Regions from separate parts of the Homo sapiens genome. Here region 2 is linked to region 1. Evidence: chromatin loops called from intact Hi-C (ENCODE). Cell type or tissue: endothelial cell of umbilical vein. All regions are shown on one strand.

Region 1 (5,000 bases):
TTGCAAGAAATCATGAGTAGGTCCCTGAAAACTCCAGATTCTAGCCTTAAAAATTTATTCTTTTACATATATATGTAAAAATATATTCATATATGTAAGGATTTGTTAAATACATTATGGTAGATACATAAATAGAATGTAAGTGATGGTTTTTAACATACTGTATTTATTGATATGGAAAGATGCATCTACTGCTGGTGAAAAAAAGTAGGATGCATATCATGTATAGAATGATCACAGTTACATAAACATAAAGATATTTACATAACTTTGTGGAGATATCTAGAGAGATCATCAAAATGTTCAAGCTGTTACCCTTGGCAGTGGGATTCTGGGTAACTTTTTACATTCTTTATAATTTTTCAGGTTGAATTTTTGAACATTGGTATATATTGTTTTCAGAAAAATCTTTAAAACAGATAGATAGATGATAGATTAGATATATACTACCAAGCTGTAACTTAATGAAAACAAATACACATATTAGTGGGAATCAGATGGGTGGTTCTAGCTATAGTCCACATGGTTCTGGGGGTTGTGGAGGAGATAAAGCAGGCTGAGAACAGAAAAGAAGGCCCACCTTGCAAGGTACCAGTGTTTGCTGGTGTGTGGGAAGACATATACACATGGAATACATACAGGGAGACATAGACACATAGAATCATGGAATTTTGAAACTAGAAAGGACCTCAAGAGTGGTTGATGGTTATTTTACAGCACAAAAATGGCCTCCAGGGCAATGTGTCGTGGTTATAAGCACAGGTTCTAGAATCAGACCAGGTTTGAATCGTGGCTTTGCCCCTATTAACTGTGTGACTTGGGCAAGTTCTTTAACCTCTCTGTGCCTTAGTTTTCTCATCTGTAAAATGAAGACAGTAATATATCTGTAGCATAGGGTTATGAGGATGAAATGAGCTAATACACATAAGGCACTTTTAAAATGTCCAGCACAGAGTCAATAAATGTGAGCTGTTATTACTATAATTGTAGTTGAATATTTCTGCATTTATTCATGCTGTGACCTTTGAGAAATAAACTTTCTCTCCTTTTCCACACCTCTAGACCTCCTTTCAGCCTCAGTTCAAAAATCATTATCTCCATGAAGGCATCCCCAACTCCCCAGGAAAAATTCTTTCCTATTGTTTCTGGACATCAGAAGGTTTTTGGCTTATTCCATGACCTACTGAAAAGTGCTCCCAGGTAGGCCATCCACAGGGAAACCCTTCCACTTTGCTTGGAAGAGATCCTCTTGGTGATAAATTCACAAAAATGCAAGTGGCCTAGGAGTTCTAGACAGCCTAGCTGGCCTGAGGCCATCAAGGGGAGCTGGGTATAGGCCTGGGGATTCCCAGGTGTTTTCTATTTCTCCATGTCCAACTGGTGATAATAATAACAACCCAAAGGGAAAGATGGAGGAAGAGGGGAAATGTCTCTATAAGACAGAAAAATAGCAGTAAACCTATAAAGGTGCCCAGATTCTCATTCTACTAGCAATTGATATTCAACACTGGGACTAGAACTGACAAATCTGGAAGAAAAGTCATTTGGATCATGGGTTATTGGGCCTTTATCATGCTTATTTTCTAAAACAGGGATAAGCAAACGACAGCCTGTAGGTCAAATATAGCCCATCTCTTGATCTTGCACAGCCTGTAGGCTTAAGACTATTTACATGCTGTTAATGGTTGAAAAATAAATAAAACGAACAAAAATACTTTGGGGCGTGTGAAAATTATATAATATTCACATTTCAGTGTCCATGGATAAAGTTTCGTTGGAAAGCAGCCGCACCCATTGGTTTATATATTGCCTATAGCTGTATGAGTGCTATAACAGTAGTGTTGAAAAGTTCTGACAGAGACCGATCTCCTTCTTAATATTACTATATTTACCATCTGGCCCTTTAGAAGAGAAATTTGCTGACTCCTGTTTTAAAGCATCTCTCTGACATAGGTTCTCGTAGCTATATCAGTGCTGCTGAGAATACTGCTTGTTTTTTTCATTTCTTCCACTGAAAACATAAAGTGGACTTCCCTTGCAATGTGAGATTTAGCTTAAAAATAAAGAATTTGGAATCACAGACTGTTTTGAAATGAAAAAGACTAAAGGTCATCTTACAATGCTTCCCAACATGGGCCCCCTTATTCATTATTCACAAGAAGGAAGTAATGAGCTATGTTAAAAATTTTTGTTAAAAAGGACAGGCACGGTGGCTCATGCCTGTAATCCCAGCACTTTTGGGAGCTGAGGTGGGCGGATCACTTGAAGTCCGGAGTTCGAGACCAGCCTGGCCAACATGGTGAAACCCTGTCTCTACTAAAAATACAAAAGTTGGCCAGGTATGGTGGTGTGCACCCATAATTCCAGCTACTTGGGAGGCTGAGGCAGGAGAATCGCTTGAACCTGGGAGATGGAGGTTGTAGTGAGCTGAGATCACACCACTGCACTCCAGCCTGGGGGACAGAGTGAGATTCTGTCTCAAAAAAAAGTTTTTTTTTAACCTGCAAATATTTACTTAAAACATCTAGCTTTTGGCTAGAATAATAATTAAAAATTATAAAATTTTCATTCTACAGAATTGGAATAAAGAGGGATGCTTGAGGTAGTAAAAAAAATTGGGGAATCATTGTCCTGTGGAATAGTGTTTGACAGAGGTCACACAGCAAATTAGTGGCAGACCATGGTCAATTGCCTGTTAGTTCTGGGTTTACAACCTTACTTACTATATCTGGATCCAGAAAGAATGAACAGTTTTATATAACACATTCTGGAAAGAGGCAGGGTATAGTTGAGTGTAGTAAATAAACAGATTTTTCCACTGTGCTTATAACTGGTGACTCATCTCAGCCAATGGGGAATCCAGGAGGAGGTCAACACTGGCTATGCCTCCCCTCCCTCTGCAGCTCCAGATCCCGTCCACAAGCCACTGGCTGCACACAGTAATCACCCAGAAGCTGTCATTGAGGAAACTTTTTGCTTCATATGGGATGTGAATCATGAATGAATCAGAAGCCTCTGCCTCCCCCATGCCCTGACTGATAAAACACAAGCTCCTGTACTTACTAAGTTCTCTTAACTGTGTACTGGGTATAACTGGTTTCCTTTCCTGGACTCCAAGTGCAGGTTAAATTTTTCCTATAGTAGTAGACACAGGAAATGTTCTCAGGCTTAGCTGGCAGAGCTAAATAAATTAAACACACACACACACAAACACAAAAATTTCAGTACACAATAAATATTGCCAGCATTGAACATTTTTAATGGAAAATATGCTGATCAAAAGCTAGATTTTTTTGGTTAGTTGCTAGGTGTAACCTAGCAATCAGGTTCAATGGAAAGAATCTAACTTCATCTCTTTAATTATTCCCTTTCAAGAGCTAGATTTCTACTTTTTAAGAAATCCCTTTTTACATTCTTACTTAAATGTAACATTTGAGCAGCAAGCATTTTTAAAACACCAAGAAATACATACAAAGTATTTGTGATATACTCAGTAAAGCATCAAATGGTAGAATCACTCTGGATAATTCATGGGTAACAGATGATGTGGGCATAAGCAAGAATACAACCATGCCACACTTCAACCATATGTATCAACAATTTTCTTTTCCAGAAGATTGTACAATAGAGAAATTTATGAAATATCTTCAACTGTATCTTCATATCTTAGAAATCTTGCTCCTGAGAGCTCCCCACCCCATAGCATCCACACTTTCATAGGGAAACCAGATACTACCATCTAGAACAGGGACCTAGATCTTTAAGGGGTCCATGGGTAGAATTCAGGGGTCCATGAACTTAAATGGGGAAAATTTACATCTTTAATTTTCACTAACCTACTGTTGAAATTTAGGATTTCCTTCCATCATAAGTGTAATCAACAAACTACAGTAATAGCATCATTGCCTGTGACTTTGTCACCATTATAAATCACAAATATTTTCATATTATATTTTCGTTGCTGCAGGTACCTTAAAATATTTATATGGTTTGGTTGTGCCCCCACCCAAATCTTAACTTGAATTGTATCTCCCAGAATTCCCATGTGTTGTGGGAGGACCCAGGGGGAGGTAATTGAATCATGGAAGCTGGTTTTTCCTGTGCTATTCTCATGATAGTAAATAAGTAAATAACCCACGAGATCTGACGGGTTTATCAGGGGTTTGCGCTTTTACTTCTTTCTCATTTTCTCTTGCTGCAGCCATGTAGGAAGTGCCTTTTGCCTCCCACCATGATTCTGAGGCCTCCCCAGCCATTGGAACTGTAAGTCTAATTAAACCTCTTTTTCTTCCCAGTCTCGCGTATGTCTTTATCAGCAGCGTGAAAATGGACTAATACAAATATGAAATACTATTATCACTATTTCTGAATTAAGGTAATTATTAATATTAGACCTAAATTAAGGCAATTATTAGGTCTTCTTATTTAATGTGTTAATAAAGAAGACCACATATTACCAGATCACAAATTTGTTTCTTTAATATTTTGATGATTTCATTAATATTTTGATGATTTCATTTCAGTATATTTTGGTATCTTTGTAATGCTATTTATTTTATTTGTGCATTTACAAACATTGTTTTGAGAATCAGCCCATAGACTTCACTAGATGACCAAGGGGTTGATCCTAAACATACACACACACACACACACGCACACACACACACGCACACACACACATGCACACACACATGCACACACACGCACACAAACACACGCACACACAAACACACACACAAACACACACACAAACACACATGCGCACACACACAAACACACACAAACACACATGCACACACACATGCACACACACAAACACACATGCACACACACATGCACACACACACAAACACACACATGCACACACACACAAACACACACACACAAACACACATGCACAACTAAGAACTAAGAGCAATTTTAGACTAAGGGCCATGTTCAGCTCTGAGGCTTATACTAACTTCTTTGTTGAGCCTCTGGAAAGATCATAGTCTTAAGAA
Region 2 (5,000 bases), 150 kb after region 1:
TAAAAAAGGAAAAAAGAGGTGGTTAACTTAGAGACTAAAGGGGATGTAAGAAACATAACTAATTGCAATGTGTGGATCTTGTTTGGATCCTGACTCAAACCAACTGAATTAAATTACAATACAATTCAAGAATTTGTAAACTCATGATACTAAATGATACTAAGTAAATATTAATGTTTTAGATATGATAATTATATTGTGGTTATAATTTTTAGATGAGTCTTTTGATGTTGTTTTGAGACAGGGTCTCACTCTGTCACCCAGGCTGGAATGCAGTAGTGCAATCTCACTGCAGCCCCAAACTCCCTGGGCTCAGGTGATCCTCCCATCTCATCCTCTCAAGTAGCTGGGACTACAGGTGTACACCATCATGCCCAGCTAGTTTTTGTATTTTTTTGTAGAAACAGGGTTTCCCCATGTTGCCCTGACTCTTCTTGAACTCCTGGACTCAAGGGATCTATCTGCCTCAGCCTCCCAAAGTGCTGGGATTATAGGCATGAGCCACTGCACCCGGCCTTAAAAGAGTCTTTATCTTTTAGAAATACATACTGAGTTGCCAGGCACAGTGGTACACACCTCTAGTCTCAGTTACTTAGGAGCCGAAGGCAGGAGGATCCTCGAGCTCAGGAGTTTGAGGCCAGCCTGGGCAACACAGATGAGTGATATCTGTGATAACACAGATAAGGCAACATCTATAAGTGATAGATACAGGGAGTCTCTACCTAGTCCTTAAATGTTGGGGTTGCTTGGAATTTGTTGTCAATTCCTGGCCCCATACTTTCTTTGTCTTGAGTGATTTTATCTTCTCTCACAGTGCACGAGTGTATTAATCAAAAATGTTTTAGGGCCTCTGGCTACAATGGCACGTGCCAGTAATCCCAGCACTTTTGTAGGCTGAGATGAGAGGGTCACTTGAGGCTAGGAGTTGGAGACCAGCCTAAGCAACATAGGGAGACCTCGTCTCCACAAAAAATTTAAAAATCAGGCAGCTGTGGTGGTGCACGTCTGTAGTCCCAGCTACTCAGGAAGCTGAGTAGGGAGGATCTCTTGAGCCTGGGAGGTAGAGGCTGCAGTGAGCTGTGATCGTGCCACTGCACTCCAGCCTGGGCGATAGAGTGAGACCCTGTCTCAAACAAACAAAAACAAAGTTTTAGTGGCTATGATGTTATGATATATACTGGTTTTTTGTCCATGGTTCCTGACCCCTATCTCCCATAGTCCTTGTTACAATGTTGGGGCACTTAAGGCCTTAGGAAATAGACTCTCTCTCCTTCTTTCTCCTGTCCTCCTTTTACCTGCCCAAGCCAAGACTGTAATCTGATTGTGGGTCAACACACCCTTATTCCAGAAAGCACCCTGCCCCACACCTTAGAGGAAGGAATACAATACAGAGAGGCTAAGAAAAATCTGAAAAGACAAGCCTTGCCGGGTTTAAATCAAATTTTTTTTGTCCAATCACATTTCTACACAGTTGTCAATCATGCCTATGCAATGAAGCCTCCATAAAAACCCAAAATGACAGGGATCAGAGAGCTCCTGGATACCTGCACATGTAGAGGTTCCTGGAGGGTGGTGCACCCAAGGGGGTGCATGAAGCTTCATGCCCCTTCCCCCATACCTCGCCCTATACATGTCTTCATTCATATCCTTCGTAATATCCTTCATGACAAAACAGTACATATAATTAAGTGTTTCTTTGAGTTCTGTGAGCCACTCCAGCAAATTAACTGAACCCAGAGAGGGGGTCATGGGAACCCCAACTTGAAGCTTGTCCACCAGAAGTTCCAGAGGCCTGGACTTGCAACTGGTGTTGTGAGGTTGGCGGCAATCTTGGGCACTGAGTCCTCAACCTGTGGAATCTGTTGCTATCTCCAGTATCAGAATTGATTGGAGGACTCCCAGTTGGTGTCCGCTGCAAAATTCATTGCTTGCTTGGTGGTGGGGAGAAACCCAAGAAACACGCTTGGTCACAGAAGACTTTTTCTGTGTTGATGACTGTTGTCATGGTAGTATGAGAGCAGAGGAAAAACATGCATTGAGAGTTTCTCCCAAACAGTAACAAACCTTATTCAACTCACTTTAAAAATAACAAAACAAAACAAACAAACAAAACAGTGAAGGAGATTTATCTGAGAAGAATACAGAATGAAGATCAGAGTTGTAGGAACCCAGACATCAGTCCTAGACTTAGTGCCACTAGTCTAGGCACTCTAACTCCATGCATCAAGCAGAGATGTCTTTGTTCTAAAGACAGGCTCTCTTTATGCTGCAGGGAAAATGATGACTACCGTCAGCCCCAGAATCAAATTCATCTAGTTTAGCCATCTGGTGAACAAATAAGCAACTCCAGGAAGAGAGTTTCTTTCTCTTCCTGTCTAGACACCAATTCTAGGGAAAGACTCTGATTTGCCTTTTGAGTCATGTTCCCCATATGGGAGGATGACGTAGAATGACGAGGCCTGGGTAAGACCAAGGGAGCAGGGTCTACTATCAGAAGAAAGGGAAATTTTTACTGGGCAAATAAGAGTAGCTATCTCCGTTCCCTAAAGAAAGCTACAATGACCCCTTGCATGTTGATAACTCTCAAATGTAGAGTTCCACATCTGGCCACCCAGCAGCCCACTAGATACCTACAGTCAGATGTTTTACAGCTACTCTTCACTCAGCGTTTCCAGTGCTGAATTCATCCTCTCAACCTCTCCTCCCAATCTGTTTTCCCTCTTTATTCTCAATCTCAATGAAGGACACTACCATTCACAGACTTGTGCAACTCCCAAACCTGGGAATCCTATTCTTTACTCCTCAATATCCACCACTCCCCACATTCAGGTAGTAAAATCTGTCAATTCTACCTCGGATATCTTGAATATCCTAATATCTTATACGTTGAATGCTCATTTATCTGTTCTCCACTGTCACTAATGTAGTTTGGTGGTTATCATCTCTCATCTAAACTACTCCAGTATCCTTTTCTGACTTTTTGATTTAAAGTAGTACCCTCAAAGCATTATACTGTACAATGGCACCCAGTTTATTTATGTAACAGAACTTACCATAACATCTATTTATTAAATAAAATGTTTACTTTTAATTGTTATTATTATTGTTTTTCTCCTTGACTTGAATATAAGTTCCTTCTTGGAAGAGACCATGTCATTCCTATTCACTTCTAGTAGATTAGGGTGTCTAAATCAACTCAAACTGGTGTGGTGAGGTGGGGGGCAGACTTGGGGACTGAGTTTTGTCCAACTAAGCAGGCACGGAGTTTTTTACAACACACAGAGTTTTTTATAACTTATATTTATTGCTAAATAAATATGAATTTTTCTCTTAACAAGCAGGCATAAAGTTTTTTACAACTTATATTTTATACCTTTGTATTTTTACAACCTATATTGCTAAATAAACAAATATTGTAAAAAAAAAACTCTATGCCTGCTTAGTTAGACAAAAAGTACCATTAAACAGGTAGATTTTGTTAGAGGAAGGAAATGAGTGGAGAAAAAGTGTGGCACTCAAATTTTTCCCTTTGTTAATCTTTTTTATTTTATTTTATTTTTTGAGGAAGAGTCTTGCTCTGTCGCTCAGGCTGGAATGCAGTGGTGCAATCTTGGCTCACTGCAACCTCTGCCTCCCGGGTTCAAGCAATTCTCCTGCCTCAGCCTCCCAAGTAGCTGGGACCACAGGTGTGCACCACCAGGCCTGGTTAATTTTTGTATTTTTAGTAGAGATGGGGTTTCACCATGTTGGCCAGCCTGGTCTCGAGCCTCTGGCCTCAAGTAATCCACCCACCTCGGCCTCCCAAAGTGCTGGGATTACAGGTGTGAACCACAGGGCCCCACTGTCCCCCCAATTAAACTTACTGTGTTTCATTAATCTTCTTGAATCTGAAGTTTTATTTTTCACAACATTAGGGGAATTTTCCAGATTTTATTTTTATTTATTTATTTTTTTGAGACAGAGTCTCACTCTGTCACCCAGGATGTAGTGCAGTGGTGCAATCTTGGCTCACTGCAACCACTGCCTCCTGGGTTCAGGTGATTCTCCTGTCTCAGCCTCCTGAGTAGCTGGGATTACAGACATGTGCCATCATGCCCAGCTAATTTTTTGTATTAGGTTGTATAGGGTTTCACCATGTTGGCCAGGTTGGTTTCGAACTCCTGACCTCAGCTGATCCACCCACCTCAGCCTCCCAAAGTGCTGGGATTACATGCACGAGCCACAGGCCCCAGCTGTCCCCCAAATTAATCTTATTGTGTTTCATTAACCTTCTTGAATCTGATGTTTTATTTTTCACAACATTAGGGGAATTTCCCACCTTTTATTTCTTCAAATATTCTCTCTCTCCTCATTTTCTAGGAAAATAATTTCATTTATGTTAGAACTTTTGATATTGTCCCATATCAAAAGGGTCCCTGAGGCTATTTTTTTCAAACATTTACTTCTCTGTTGTTCAGATTATACAATTTCTGTTGATTTATCTGCAAGTTTACTGACTCTTTTCTGGCACTTCCATTCTGCTGTTAAGCCTATGCAGTAAAAAGGTGAATTTTTAATTTCAGATATTAAAATTTTCAGGGATGTTTTGTACTTTATATATGTCTGGTTTTTAGTTCTCTGCTAATATTTCCTACTTTTTCATCATTGTGATCTTATTTCCCTTCACATCCTTGACTTAGTTTAATAGCTACTTTAAAATCTCTGTCTACTAATTCAAACATCTGGGCATCTTAGAACTGGTCTCTCTGTTAGTTGTCTTTCCTCTTGAAAATGGGGTGTGTTTGGCTGGGCGTGGTGGCTCACACCTGTAATCCCAGCACTTCGGGAGGCGGAGGCGGGTGGATCATCTAAGGTCAGGAGTTCGAGACCAGCCTGGCCAACATGGTGAAACCCTGTCTGTACTAAAACTACAAAAATTAGCTGGGCATGGTGGCAGGCGACTGTAATCACAGCTCCTCGGGAGGCTGAGACAGCAGAATCGCTTGAACGCGGGAGGTGGT

What was found. A loop is a pair of places that touch in the nucleus more often than their neighbours do. Peaks named below come from ENCODE experiments on the same cell type or tissue, not always from the same donor. Only the 100,000 strongest peaks of a DNase experiment are listed, where the experiment ranks them.
Region 2: it touches region 1 in a loop (12-fold over the local background); 3 of 110 quality-filtered maps call a loop at or near these places.

What each region holds. Positions count from the first base shown.
Region 1 is chr5:55,866,972-55,871,971 of GRCh38, reverse strand. IL31RA (interleukin 31 receptor A) reads right to left here. Exons shown (of 15, transcript NM_139017.7): 3 at 3,064-3,181. Among named protein-coding and RNA genes, the nearest start is that of IL31RA, 18 kb to the right of the region's middle. In endothelial cell of umbilical vein, no CTCF peak of the experiment used is centred here; a DNase peak (open chromatin) is centred at 2,961; H3K27ac peaks cover 1,921 bases.
Region 2 is chr5:55,721,882-55,726,881 of GRCh38, reverse strand. No RefSeq gene overlaps it. Among named protein-coding and RNA genes, the nearest start is that of SLC38A9, 12 kb to the right of the region's middle. In endothelial cell of umbilical vein, no CTCF peak of the experiment used is centred here; a DNase peak (open chromatin) is centred at 2,381; H3K27ac peaks cover 437 bases.